2 separate regions of the Homo sapiens genome follow, and region 1 is linked to region 2. The links are chromatin contacts, found by Hi-C or POLR2A ChIA-PET in ENCODE. All regions are on one chromosome and are shown on one strand. The core of a region is the stretch at or near the end of the contact, and the rest is flanking DNA. Distances in the headings are between cores, read along the strand shown. Region 1 has its middle 13 kb from the start of PCSK6. Region 2 overlaps PCSK6 (proprotein convertase subtilisin/kexin type 6).

Evidence for each region. Hi-C counts contacts between places; a loop is a spot of excess contacts on that map. ChIA-PET counts read pairs that join two places held with the same protein, here RNA polymerase II (POLR2A). Pooled maps may share reads with other maps.
Region 1: a map of HepG2 shows a loop between it and region 2 (8-fold over the local background). The contact joins two enhancer-like sites. A Hi-C loop is called at or near these places in 7 of 168 maps with a recorded cell type or tissue (HepG2, Right ventricle myocardium inferior, gastrocnemius medialis and 4 more) and 4 of 50 pooled maps. POLR2A ChIA-PET finds 5 or more read pairs at or near these places in 2 of 52 experiments (A673 and HepG2).

Annotation. Positions count from the first base shown.
Region 1 is chr15:101,499,838-101,506,528 of GRCh38, forward strand. No RefSeq gene overlaps it. Among named protein-coding and RNA genes, the nearest start is that of PCSK6, 13 kb to the left of the region's middle. Within about 2 kb of position 2,199, at least 4 of the 41 ENCODE cell types and tissues checked have a DNase peak (open chromatin) inside an H3K27ac peak, as active enhancers do; they include gastrocnemius medialis and psoas muscle, where a contact is called at or near this core.
Region 2 is chr15:101,438,150-101,444,809 of GRCh38, forward strand. PCSK6 (proprotein convertase subtilisin/kexin type 6) reads right to left here. Exons shown (of 22, transcript NM_002570.5): 2 at 5,407-5,511. Among named protein-coding and RNA genes, the nearest start is that of PCSK6, 48 kb to the right of the region's middle. Within about 2 kb of position 1,587, at least 9 of the 41 ENCODE cell types and tissues checked have a DNase peak (open chromatin) inside an H3K27ac peak, as active enhancers do; they include gastrocnemius medialis and psoas muscle, where a contact is called at or near this core.

The sequences.
Region 1 (6,691 bases), core at 949-3,448, 62 kb after region 2:
CAAGAAGCAAGGCACAGAGGCAAGCAGGTTCCTTCCCACACGCAGCTGAGGTCCACTCAAAAGGTGATCCTGAAGAAATTATGCTAGAATCAGCAGAGTGGGCCTCGGCTGAGTGTGGAATCCAGCCCACTACTTGCTGGCTGTGTGACCCTGGACCAGGCACCTACCCTCCTATGCTTCCGTTTTCTCTGCTGCAGAAGAGGCTGCCAATGATGCCTTCCCTTAGGGAGTGAGCCAGGCCGTAATTCAAGGCTAGGCAGCACCTGGCAGCTGGCATGCTGGCAGCAGACCTCCTGACACACGTGCCCTTGGTTTGGCAGATGCTGGCAAGGGTTGTGGTGACAGCGGACACGTGAACCACGACAGCTGGAAGGGAACAGTGGAGGGGAGGGCACTATGCTGAGTCACATTTAGACCTCACTAAAACCGAAGTGGTTCCTGTTAACTTGCTTTGGTCTATGTGGTGGATTTAGGGCTTCCAAAAATCCTCTTAAGGCTTTTTATATCCTCCTCACTATTTATAGTCTAAACTCCCCCAAATCCCCAACCCAGACAAAATCATTCCTGCTATGTTTTCTTTCGATGCCAAGCTCACCAGCAGCAGAGAACATAGCTGCATGACATGGGGCCCGATAGGCTGCTCATGCCTGTGCCCCTCCCTCCAGGAGTGAGACTTGGGAAATCCTTTACCCTCTGCAGGTTCTGTGTTTATCCTTTGCAGGGTCACCTGCCACAATGTCCAACTCCTGCCACCCACAGGAACTCCAGCAATGCTACTGATTCCCACCATCCAATATTGTGATTTTTCAAAGGTTGAAAATTTGATAAGCAAACAACACATATGTGGCCCAAATAATTTTGCATCTGGGTCTTTTCATCTGGACTGAGGCCAATGCCCTTATTCTTCTTCCTTCTCCTTCGGAGCCCTTTCTCCCTCCATCCTGTAAAAGTAATCTTTCATTAGAAATCAGCAAAGTGGAACAGTATACTCCCTCCTGAGCATGTACCAGTCACAGGTCACAGGTGATCACCACTGTCAAGAAGAAAGTCTAATTCAGTCCTCACCTTTGATAGACGGGAAGTCTGGAACCTTCTTAGTCACGGCCTCTCAGGCAGAAGATAACAGAAGACTTGCCACAGTGCATGGCAGGGCCACAAGACAGCAGGAGGGGAAGTGACACTCAAGTCCTGTCTCCTGGAATAGGCAGGGGATGGTCCAAGTGAAGTGGGATTGCTCAGGCAGGAGGAGAAGAGGCAGAGGGGCACTGTGGCTAGGGAAGAGGCTCCAGCCCTGACCACCTGGGTTCTCATCCCAGCTCGGCCACCTCCCAGCTGCCTGACCTCAGATGAGTCCATTGACCTCTCTGGGCCTCAGTTTTCCCAGCTGAGCATAAAATGGGCATATTTGTGTCCACCTTAAATGAATTAGTGTACAGTGCCTGGACCTGGGCCTGGCACTCAGACAGCATTATGTGAGAGCTGTTCTCATCAGGCCAGAGGTTTAGCAATACCTCATTGCTACTTGTAAACATGCCTGGTTCTGGAAGTGTCTGTGTGGGTGTGTCTGAGTTAACACAGACATGCCCCAGGCTGGCCAACCCCACAGGCCGGACTTGTATCTCCCCCAGCAGAGACCCCCAGGCCAGCCTCTCCTCTCCCTCCACAGCCCAGACCTAGAAGGACTGCACAGCCTGGGGACCTCAGCTCCTTCCCCTACGTGCCTGGTGAAAGGAGGGAAACAGGCAGTGAAGAAAGAAGGAGCAGAGGAGGAGACAAAAACTCACCTCTCCTGAACCCTCTGTAAGGCTTTTGCATGCATTCGTGTCTGAGCTCCTAAAGTCCGTGTCCTGTTTTACAAACAAGAAAGCCCCGATCCTCCGAGGGAGCCAGGGCTTTGCCTGAGGTCTTGTCAGGTGAACAGTTAGGGTTCTGGAATGGGTGGCTGTGAAGGCACAAGGCAAAGGCAGAGGGAGGAGCCTGGGCAGCCACCCGGCCCCATCTCTTCCTGCCACGCCGTGAGGGCATCCTCAGATAAGGACCCAGGCACAAGAACCTTGACGGGAGGGGAGAAGGACACCCCGGCTGGCCCATCCCCACGGGTCGGTAGAAACAGGAGACAGGCCCGAGGACTCCCTGGTGACCAGGGACCATCTGTGGCATCCCCCTCCAGGACTGTGCCCCGGGGAGAACCGCTCACTGGGGATCAGCAGGCTGCACTGTTGCCCCCTGGAGGATGCAGAAGGAGAGAGACACGGTGCCCGGACTCGGCAGCCCCATGATCCCAAGCTGGGAACCCCCCGGGCAGGCTTCAGACTCCTTTACTGTCTGCCTGTCACCCCCAGGCCCCTCCTGCCAGGGGGAGCTCAAGGGAGTGAGTCCCCCTGGTGGCGGGGAAGCCCGTCCTTTGGGATGGAAAAGCCCGAGGCCGCCCCAGCTCCCTGGCCACCATCGTGCAAAGGCAGCAAGGCGGACAGTCAAAGGACGTGCATCCTGCAGGGGCTTGATCCTTTTGATGCCTACTGATGAGGGGCAAGTCACTGTCTATGAAGGGTCTACAATGTCCCCAAATTCTGCCCCTAATGTCGCTTTAGAAGTCAAGCCTATCCCTGCTAGTGGCATTTAGGAGCTGAATTATATCTTCTTTTAAAAAAGAAAAAAAAAGGCTTCTCTCCAGAGAAGTATTCAGATGCCCATGAGCTCTGCCATCCAATATGAATATTCCCTTAAAAATGAAAATTATGGCGCACTTAAAAAGGAGCATGTTATGTCAGCACCGGGGATAAGACAATTTATTACTGTCTACAAAAGGAAGGCTCTAATGCCGTGGTAGAGGCTGGCTCAGCGGGCTGTAAATTATGAGCCATTCTCTGGCTGGTGGAAATAAATCCTCTTGTCACTCACTGTGCTCTCCCCTTGACAGGCCAGCAGGCCGCCGGGAGCAGGCAGAGTCAGGAATTCCATGTCCGTGACCTGAGAGCCGCACCACTCCACCTCCTGGGCCTCACTCCGCCCTATACACGCGCACACTTAATGACATCTCTGATCATGTCTTCAGGACGCATACCCTCTTTGACTTGAAAAAGTAACAACTGTTTGTGGCCTTCTCACAGGCCGAAAAGAACAAGCGGGGTCCAGTGGAGAAAGGTGAGGCATGGGAAGGCCTGGCCCGAGCACTGTGACTTCAGCGAGGCACCCTCCACCCCTCTCAGCTTTCCTGGTCTGAAAGTAGAATTTCGCCAGAGGGTGAGCCGACAGGTAGAGCTGTTTCCACCTGCGTGTGCTGCCTGTGAGCTGGGGAACTGCCCACACTGGGAGGGGTTGGGAAGCGTAGGAGGGCACCTGTCGCAGACGTTGAGGAGGGGCTGCCTTTCCCCTCCAGGGGCTGACCTCCCAGGTGATTCCCAGAGCCAGACCACAATTCCAGAATTCAGTGAAAACAGCGCCAAATCCTATTCCCTCCCGATCCCACCCTGATCCCTGCCTCTGGTAAACCGGTAAGTCTTGTTTTCCCCACCACCACCTCCCACTCACCACCTTCCTAAAGCGATCTGTGCCATCAGCCCCTACTGTGAGTACAGCCCTCTAAGCCACTCAGAGGGACTTCCTTTGGAAGCTCACTGTCGGAGACATCCTGCATGCATCCAGGTAGAGACATCATGAACAAAGAATACGGGCCGGGCACGGTGGCTCATGCCTGTAATCACAGCACTTTGGGAGGCTGAGACGGGCAGATCATGAGGTCAGGAGATCGAGACCATCCTGGCTAACACAGTGAAACCCCGTCTCTACTAAAAATACAAAAAAATTAGTCGGGCGTGGTGGCGGGCGCCTGTAGTCCCAGCTACTCGGGAGGCTGAGGCAGGAGAATGGCGTGAACCTGGGAGGCGGAGTTCCCAGTGAGACTCACCCAGTTCTCAGTGAGCTGAGATCGCGCCACTGCACTCCAGCCTGGGTGACAGAGCAAGACTCCGTCTCAAAAAAAAAAAAAAAAGTATGTATACTTGCTAGGCAGTAAGTATGATTAAATGTGTCTGCTGTGTAAGAACTTGGGATTAAATGTTTCCAAAGAATGGTTGAGGAATCAGCTGGTATGATTGCCAAATAAATACTAGATGCCCAGTTAAATTTGAATTTCAGATAAACAATGAAAACACTTTTGGTTTAAGCGTACCTCACACAAAAGTTGGGATACACTTGCACTCATAAAATTATTTTTTATTTATCTGAAATTCAAATTTACCTGAGTGTCTGTCCTGTATTATTATTTGCTAAATCTGGCAACTCTGGGTGGGCAGGAGGGTCAAATGCTCAAGCTGGGACTGGCTAGGGAAATGCATCCTTAATATTTTAAAAAGAAGTGGCAGGCACAGGTTTTGGTTGAAAAAATACAGAACATTTTCTCTTGGGGCCTGGAATCATGGCAACTTAAACCATTAAAAGTATCCTACTGATCTCAAATACAGCCCATTAGGCCTCCAGGAAGATTAAAACAACAAAATAAATAAAAGTGACAAAAGAGACAGAGGGGAGAGAGATCAAGAACTAAATGGAACATCTGATATTCATGGAAGCTGTGATAGTTCCGAAACTGCACATTCGAGAAGTTTTGCCAGCTGGTATTTCAGGAAGGGTTTGGGGGAATGGGGGAAGAGCCCTTCTGCTGGCCCATCTCTCTTCTCGTCCCAGCCTCAATCCGCTCCAAGACAGGAAGAGCAAAGGCGAGAAGGAGCCACGCCCCAGGACCGATGAGGGCTAGCAGGAATATCACATCACCCACACCATTAGTTAGGTATGCCTGGTCTTCCCCGCTCAGCTTTCTTCCCTCCTCCCGTGGTCAACCCCAGACACCTCAGCAAAATGGACAGCCATCCAAGCCAGAGGCACCCCCTCCAAGCAATTCTCATTCATTCTACTTCATCATTTTCTTTAGCATCTTATTTGTCCTTGAATTTTCTATTTTACCTTTCCTCCACTTTCTAGTTATTTTCCCCCTCCCCCAAAAATGTTTTCTGGTGGTCAGTAAGACACTTGCTCTCTCTGGAAGAACAGTGAAATCCCTGATGAGACCCAGTGTGAATTCACAGTGTCGTCATGTCTGTCCTGTGAGATTAGGCACCCATGAACCTTCCCAGCTTTGTGTGGATCGAGCAGGTAAGAACAGAACAACCATTTGCTGCTCCCAGTGCCCACGGTGAGATACACTTCAGAGGTGACAAATGGATCGTGCGGCAGCTCAGACCCCAGGCGGGAGGCCACGGGGACACCCACCACTCTTGGCACCGAGGGCTCCGCACGGTGGAGAAGATGTCGACAACCCTGTCTTCTAGGTTCAAACATCATGTCATGGAGGTAAAGGGAGAAGGCGTGAGGTTAAGGGCCTGCGAATCTGGCTTATCCAAGAACCTATTAACTGTAGTTCAATATTTACCAGCCCTTCTGAAGACATGTAGAAGAATGACAATGTTCAGACTATCAGTGTCAAGATTGTAAGGAGTCTGCCTGAGTCATGGGTTAAATGGTGCCCATGAATATTTTATTGAACTGTTTCCTAATTGTTTACAAGCTGGACATTTTTGTCAGCCATACACAGCAGTGTTGTGTGCTACCCAGAAGTTCTGACTCATCAACACTTTGTCGGGTTAGCAGAGAGCAGGCTGCACTTGCCATCTCGAACCCAGAGTTCTTTCTGTGCTGTATTATTTTGAGATTTGGTCCAGAGAAAAATGATGGATCAAGGCAGAAAAGCAGGTAACGGGCTGTCCCCAGATGCGCACATTAAAAGGCAAAGAGCTATCGAAATGTCACAAACTTTCGTTACAGCCCATCATTGGAGAGCTTTTCCAGCCGAGAGCATCCACCTTGACATCCTCCCCTCCCCAGCTCCATCAGGCACGAAGAGGCTCCTGCTGACAGACATTAGGGACACGAAGCAAACTGACACAGTGGATTAATCCTGGTGTCTGGGGAGCAGTTAGGACGTGTCATGTCAATAGGTGTCTGGGCACCTTTTAGACCAGGCCTTAATGGCCCAGCCTGGCCCTAATCGTCCCTCACATGCCACGGTTCTGCTCTTTCATCTTTGCTGTGTGTGTCCCATGAAGTCTCATTTTAAACAAGGCAGCAAGGCACAGTGACCACCGCAGAAATCCACTTCCCTCGAGGCCTTGCCACAGATGCCAGCAGCGCCACCAGCCCCCATCCCCAAAGGAAAACACAACCAAACAGTCATTAAAACGAAGAAAACCACGACCATGGTAAATTTGTCAGTGTTGGCGGAGAAGATAATGATACTGAAAATAGCCTGAAACTCTTTGTCAGATGGCTTGCATTTTTGGTCACAGGAGAACGTTTTCTATGTGACACGTGTAAGTGACCTGTGGGACCTTGTCATCAGTGAGGTCAGAGCACTCACTGATGCTGAAATTTGGGGGGTTCCCCAGGCTGCCCTCATCGTTCTTGCAACATGGCTGCCAGGGTAGTCGGTGTGAAGGATGGGGTAGGCTCACCCTGGATGTGAAGGATGGGGTAGGCTCACTCGGAGTGTGAAGGATGGGGTAGGCTCACCCTGGGTGTGAAGGCATGGGGTAGGCTCACCCTGGGTGTGAAGGATGGGGTAGGCTCACCCTGGATGTGAAGGATGGGGTAGGCTCACCCTGGGTGTGAAGGATGGGGTAGGCTCACCCTGGGTGTG
Region 2 (6,660 bases), core at 337-2,836:
CGCATCCTGTGGGACTTTGTTACAACTGCCCCCGCAGACTAACAAACTATGAGGTCCAACACTGCTCAACGTGTCTGACATGCAGTCACTGTCTGTACCTCTGTTATTTTAGCTTCAGCAATACAGGATACAGCTTTGTCAACTGAAAACTATATTTAGGATTTTTCCATAATTTAGCCAAGGTGGGTCAGAATTTACTTCTAAAGTATTTACATAGAAAGAAGTTGCTTATGTTACACACAACTTGCTTATAGGAGTCACATCTCTGGAACTTGAGATATGCTTCAGGAAGCATTGTCTACTGTTCTCTGGGTTGCTGCTGGACTTGTAAGGGAGTAAAAGCAAATGATATGTGGCCTTGACCCTCGATAACCTCCTGTTGCATTGGCAAGAGATGGGCTTGCATGCTTTGAACTCCAAGTTCCTCTCTCCCGAGGCATCCGCACAGCAGCGTCAGTCCGCCTTCCCATCGCCTCTCCTCTGGTTCTGGAACACTGAACGCCCTCCCAAGCCTGACGATCCAGGTCCCCCAGGAACCACCTGCAGCTCCCCTGCCGACTCTGTCTGTCCCTGACAGATCCCAAACAAACTGAACTAGTCATCGTTCCCAACAAACACTGCTGTGTGCTCCTACTCTAGGGCCAGATCTAGAATACAAACATACGACTGCTAGAAGAGCAGGCCAAGTCCGCAGCCTCTGAGCAGGCTTCCTGGTGGCAGGGATATTGGAGCCCAGAGGGGAAGGTGGGGAAGAGAGCAACAGCAGGGGAAGGTGGGGAGCCGTCTGTGCAAAAGCTCTGCAGAGGGAAAAAGAGCGAAAGTCACCCGAGGAGGATCTTAAAGGCCAGTGGTGGCCGTATTTCAGAGGATCCCTCAGGAGCATGGGAGGTGACTGGCCGGGGCAAGGATGCCCACATGAGGCCAGCAAGGAGGGCAGTGCAGTGGTGCAGGCAAGAGATGACAGGAGCTGGGCCTAGGGCAGGAGACACAGGACATGGCAGGGCCAGGTTGTACGGGAGGTGGAACAAGTGTAGGGGGGAAGGAGAGGCCGCTGGCACTGCAGTGGAATGCGGATGAGCGCTTCCCTCTGAGACAGACTAGGGTCAGAGACAGTGAGCTGGGTTTGGGACATACTGACTTTGGATTGTCTTTGAGATATCTAAGCGGAAGGGCAGAGCATGTCGTGAAAGAATAAAATGCTGTCTTTTAAGGTAAATTTACACATTCAAACTTTTTACCAATTCCTAGCAGCCATGCCACTAGAACCAGCTGGGTGGTGCTGAAAATGTGAACAGCCAACTTGTCACTGTCATTCGATCACCCTCATGGGGGAGCAGTCCACCGTCCCCACGTGGGCAAATCCTCTGGGCCCTGGGCAGCTGCCTGGCCCTGCCCTCAGCCCATGACACAGTTCATCAACCCCTGAGACCAATGTGGTCACTTACTGTCTATGTGCTCTTGTCAGGAACTTTCTGTTTGTTTGCACTTTGAATTGCTCTAGCACACAAAACTGTTAGATAAAATTCCATCTGTGGTTAATGGAAAGATCTGCTTCAACATTGCATCACTGCTGGAAGGAAACCCGAGCTTTGATTAAACTCCGGGGGCAAAGTCCCATCCTACAAAACAGAATGCCTCCTCTGGTCCTTGCAATCATTTTGCAACTTCTAAGCTTTAAAGCACTGAAATGAAGCATTGAACCCAAGCCTCCTACGGCCCTAGAAGGAGCCACCAAGGCTCCCTCTGAACATCTTTATCCTTCCATTTCCATCACCAATCTGGCTGAGATCTGTAGGGAAGGAAAAGAGCTGAACCCAAGTCATCATGCTAAAATGTAAGGTCTGGAAGACACAGGCAGCAACGACTAACTATAAGCCAGCTTGGAACATAATCAGAACAAGTAATTTTAAAAAAATTTGTGAGCCCTTTCAGTGATTGGTCGACGCTTCTGTAATATCCACCCTTCTCCAGACTTTTGGCAAAAGAACAAGTTAAAAACAAATGCTTTCAGTTTGCTTAAATGACAAGCCTTGGAAAAACCCAGCGACCGATAACTGCACACTGCGAACACTTGGGCTGTTCCTCCAAGGACAGGGCTGAGTAACAAAGCAATCTGAGCAAAATGGCCCTTTTCAAAGACGGTAAGAAAAACATCAAGTAAAGGTAATTAAGAATGCAAGGAAAATGACTGTACCATTCCGGTACAGGATCAGTGCGAAGAAGATGCCTAATAAGTGTGCGTGCACACACGTGCTTAACAGAGTCCTGCTGCTGACACCCCCTTGAGTTTTGTTTTGCTTTCCCAAATGTACATTCTATCTGCTTTTATGTGACATGGGGTGGACTGTACATTCCATCACTTATCAAAGCACTCCTATACAATAGGGACTGGAACTAATTAAAATAAGATACCGTCTGCATTTGATGGAACTTTATCCTAAGCCCCATAACATTCATTTCCAGTTTGGTCATTTGAACACAATGGCAGCCTCGCATTCCGAAGTCTCTGAATAATATTAAATCATCTTTTCCTTTTGTTAATAATATTAATTACACAACTCTCCAGATGTGAAGGTATCATAAAAATGCTTTGCCAACGTAGGGAAACGTTCTGATGCACTGCAATAAAAGATAACACTAAATACTTCCATAAAACAGCTAATTTCACCAAGTGTTTAATTGTAATGACTGGGTGGAGTAAATATTAGTCAGACTGACAGCTAATTGATTTGGTTTGCATTAAAGCTAGACAAATTTAAACAGAGGTATTTCAGTTGCGATTCTGAATTCATAATCGGTTCAGATGTCTGTGTGCTTTCCCTGGGGCTAACAATTTAATTAGAACTATGAGAAACAATCAGCCAATCCTAGGAACGTTCCAGGAAGGCCTGGGATGCCCAGGCTGTTTACCTTTCTTCCTTTCTTCTTTACTGGCAGGATGCATTGATAGAAGCCTTGCCAGGAGCTTATTAAGAAGCTCTGTGAGAAGGAGATTTTTATTTGAAAAAATTTAACTGCTACGTTAGCCTTTGCCTAGGAAGTCTCTATCCTTCCTTCTGCTGACTTCGAGGAGACAACTAATGCCTGGGAATGCTTTGCCCTCAGACCCAAACTGAATATAGGACTTTTAACACACCTAAAATGGGTCAATCAAGCAGCTCAGGTGCTGCAGAGAGGAGGCAGGTCCAGGGTATGGTGGCCCTCAAGCCCCCCACAGAGTCTGTCTCTGCTGCCTCAGCCTGCCTTGCTCATGCACAGGTCTCCCATCCCCATCTTCACCGAGAACTCAGCAACACAGAGACCTGCTGGGCAGCTCTGCATTACTCAGGCACAGGGTCCTGCACTCAGCAGGTGCACCATTAATATTTTTGGAAGGAAGGGATGAGCAGTCGACCTGAGTACCTTTAAAAGTTTTAAAATATAGTCACCAACAACAGAGGATGTAGTCAAAACACAGATTAAGTCTCCTATTTCGACTCTGCCTTAGTTCTAACCATTAAGAATCTGCTTTATTAATTCTTGGAAGGCCTCATGGAAAGAAGACCAAGAAATCCACGGTCCCCGTCTCTTCTCAGAGCATGCTTATGAGATGGGCTTCCTGCATGCAAACAGCTTGCTTTCATTGTAACTATCCGCGTGGTGGCAATTCAACAACTCAAAAGACTTCAGTTGAAGAATGAGGATGTTTCTTCACACGGCAGATCAAGTGCTTGCTTAAAGTGAAAGTGTGGAGGGATGCTGCGTCGACCTCTTTCCTAGCTTAGAATTTCCTCCAAGATGACAGATGACGGTCTCTCAACCGCACAGAACTCACGCCTCCTCCGGGATCAGCCTATGCACCCTGTACAGAGGCTCCCTGCTGCTCAGTTTTCTACTGATCCACCCTTCCCCAAGTGCCCCACTCTTTGGGAAGGAGCAACTACAATCTGGCTTTTTTCCTAGAGGATTAAATATACTGGCCCCTTTGAAAAACATTCCTTCATGTTCCATGGTGTAAGCACAAGTAGACGTAATCTCACCCCCATGTGATGGGGTGAGACGGTGCATGTAAAGTGCCCAAGCACAGCCATCCCTTAGTAAACACTTAACTCCTTCCCTTGCTATGAAGGAATAATGGAATTAGCACAATGTTTCATATCTATCTCGTTCGACTTATCCGTATCTATCTATCCATCCATTCATCCATCCATCCACCCACCTATAAAACCAATCCAGAAATATATTCAAGACAAGTCTGTCTTTTCACAGCCCAGGTCCATGGGTGAGCTCCATGGGGACCACTTCCTCATATGCTTCAAATCAAAACCCTCACCATGCGATGCCCCAGAGAAGGATAATTCAGGTACAGAGCCCAGAGATAACGCGTCTCTCCAACAGATCCCTGCTCAGTCAATACAAAAAGAGCCCTGATTGTCATTGAAGCAGGTGGGTTGGGGCAACACCAAGAACCCATTTTTCCATAAAAACTTTACTCTAAGTATTTTCTGGAAATAGCTGAAATAATATTGTGCACCAGCCAGGGGGCCCAAACAAACATCTAGTATATACGTTAACTTTTAAGAGAAGATGATTTCTGTGACCTAAAACTATGATTTACCAATGACCTCCGTTCCTTGCTGGGGCTGCTACTGCTTCTCACGTGAACTTCATTTTCCTTCTCAGCACTCATCGCCCTGTGACATATCACATATTTTTCTATTTCCTGCTTCGTTTTCTGTCAGCCCTGCCGCCAGCTCCACGGGCCCTGCTATGGACAGAGCCAGCCACATGGAAGGTATTCCAAAAATACCTGCCAAATGAATGAACTCACTGGAGGCTCACTTGGCCATCTTAAATTTTTAATCTTGACACATAACTGTTGATTGATCTTTCTCAAATATTAATTTCAAATCTATGCAGAAAGGAAGTATAATTAACCACCCAATAAATACGGGTTATGTTAAAATTTAAAATGTTAGCCTCCTTTCAAATCGCATTTGTTTTAATCCTGAAGATCATGTGAATCTTTGAGGAAAAAAAGTCATAGTTACTGCCTCAGTTTTCAAATTCATAGTAACCATTAACATACATGTTATGACAACCACAAAAACATCCACCTGCCTGATCTCTAATTTCATTATTAAAATACTTGCTTGAATTGCTTAGAGTTTTTGTTTCATGGGTAAGATTCATATATGTATCTCCTGTGAGTATTGTGTTTTGTTGATTTTAAAATGCTGAGAGATCCTCACTCACATGATTTAGTTCAGATGGTCTGATTCGTAGCTACACCTGTCTTGCTGTATTTAAAGTGAATATGGAAAACTCATGTCTATCCAGAATCACATTAAAATCCAGACTCCGCCATTTTTAAGACCACAGACCCAAACCCTCCAGCCCTTAGGAAAGCATCCGGACACTCTGTACCTGGGGGTCCATTCTGAGGAAGGTGTGAGGGCCTCTGCTACTCAAGGTTGATCTTTTAAAGGTTTTGCTGTGATAAAAATGGTAGTAATCTTCCAGGTTTCCAATCTGCAAGACAAGAAGCAGAATGCCATCAATTAATAGTCTCACGAACAGCTTCCAAAATCTTCCACCCCACAAGAATCTCCCCCTTATCTGAGGGGCTCATTCTCCCAGAGGAAACACACCCTCCATCACCCTGCTCCTCATATCTCTGGCATGTGTGCAGTGTTTATAAACGTGAAGGTGGATTCAGACACTCATTTTTAGATAAATAACACTAAGTCATATTTCCCATGGACCACATACTCCATCACATCTCACGGTAAATTAACATCATTTAAAGTTTGGACTATCATGGCCAAGTTTTTTAGACAGAAATGAATGTTCGTTTAGGGCCAAGAATCCCTGAAGTAGCTAAGTTGGTGTCAAGTCAGGTCTACACCAAAACATTCATTTATAAACAAACCCCATCCTCTCCACCCCATGGGTAAACTGAAATATCGAAGAATGAACACTCACTCTCCAGTGCAACAGGACAGCCAAAGAAAACACATGGATCCATCTGCTTGGGGATTGTGAAAGGGTCAGATGAGAACATCTAAACCTCCGAGGTGTCCCAATTTTCTGCCAGGGGCAGTTTGTCAGGACAGATTTCAGCTTGAGGACCGGATGGAACCAACAGCAGCCCTGTGCCCCAGCCCCTGGCCTTCAAGAAGGGCTGGCCCTCGCTGTAGCACCAGCTTGTCCTCACGTCTGTCCGGGCTCGAGCATGGGGACATTGTTATCGGAGGCCTGCTTCTTGGCTGTAGAGAAGGGCTAGTTGATCACCATCCTCCAAAAAGGATTTTAAAATCAAGATGGACTGGATATCATACAGACCCTCAGGTTGATCTTCTCAGGCTAAACCATCCTGGTTTCTTTTCTAGCTTGATTAAAGGGTAAATTTAAGACTAATGGTCCTCTACAGCAGTTCTATATGATGATTACAAACATGGGTTTTGAGTCAGATCGATTTGGTCCAAACCCTTCCTACCCCTCCACCAAGATTAGCCATGTGACCTTGGACAAGGACATTTGACTCATGGGAATCTCAATTCCTTATGTGTAAAATGGGGATAAAGGTACTTACCTTTAAAAGTTAAGTAGGACTAAAGCCTACCCGACTCACAACTCCTTGGCTGCCTCCACCTCATTCATAGCCATTTAGTCTGCTAT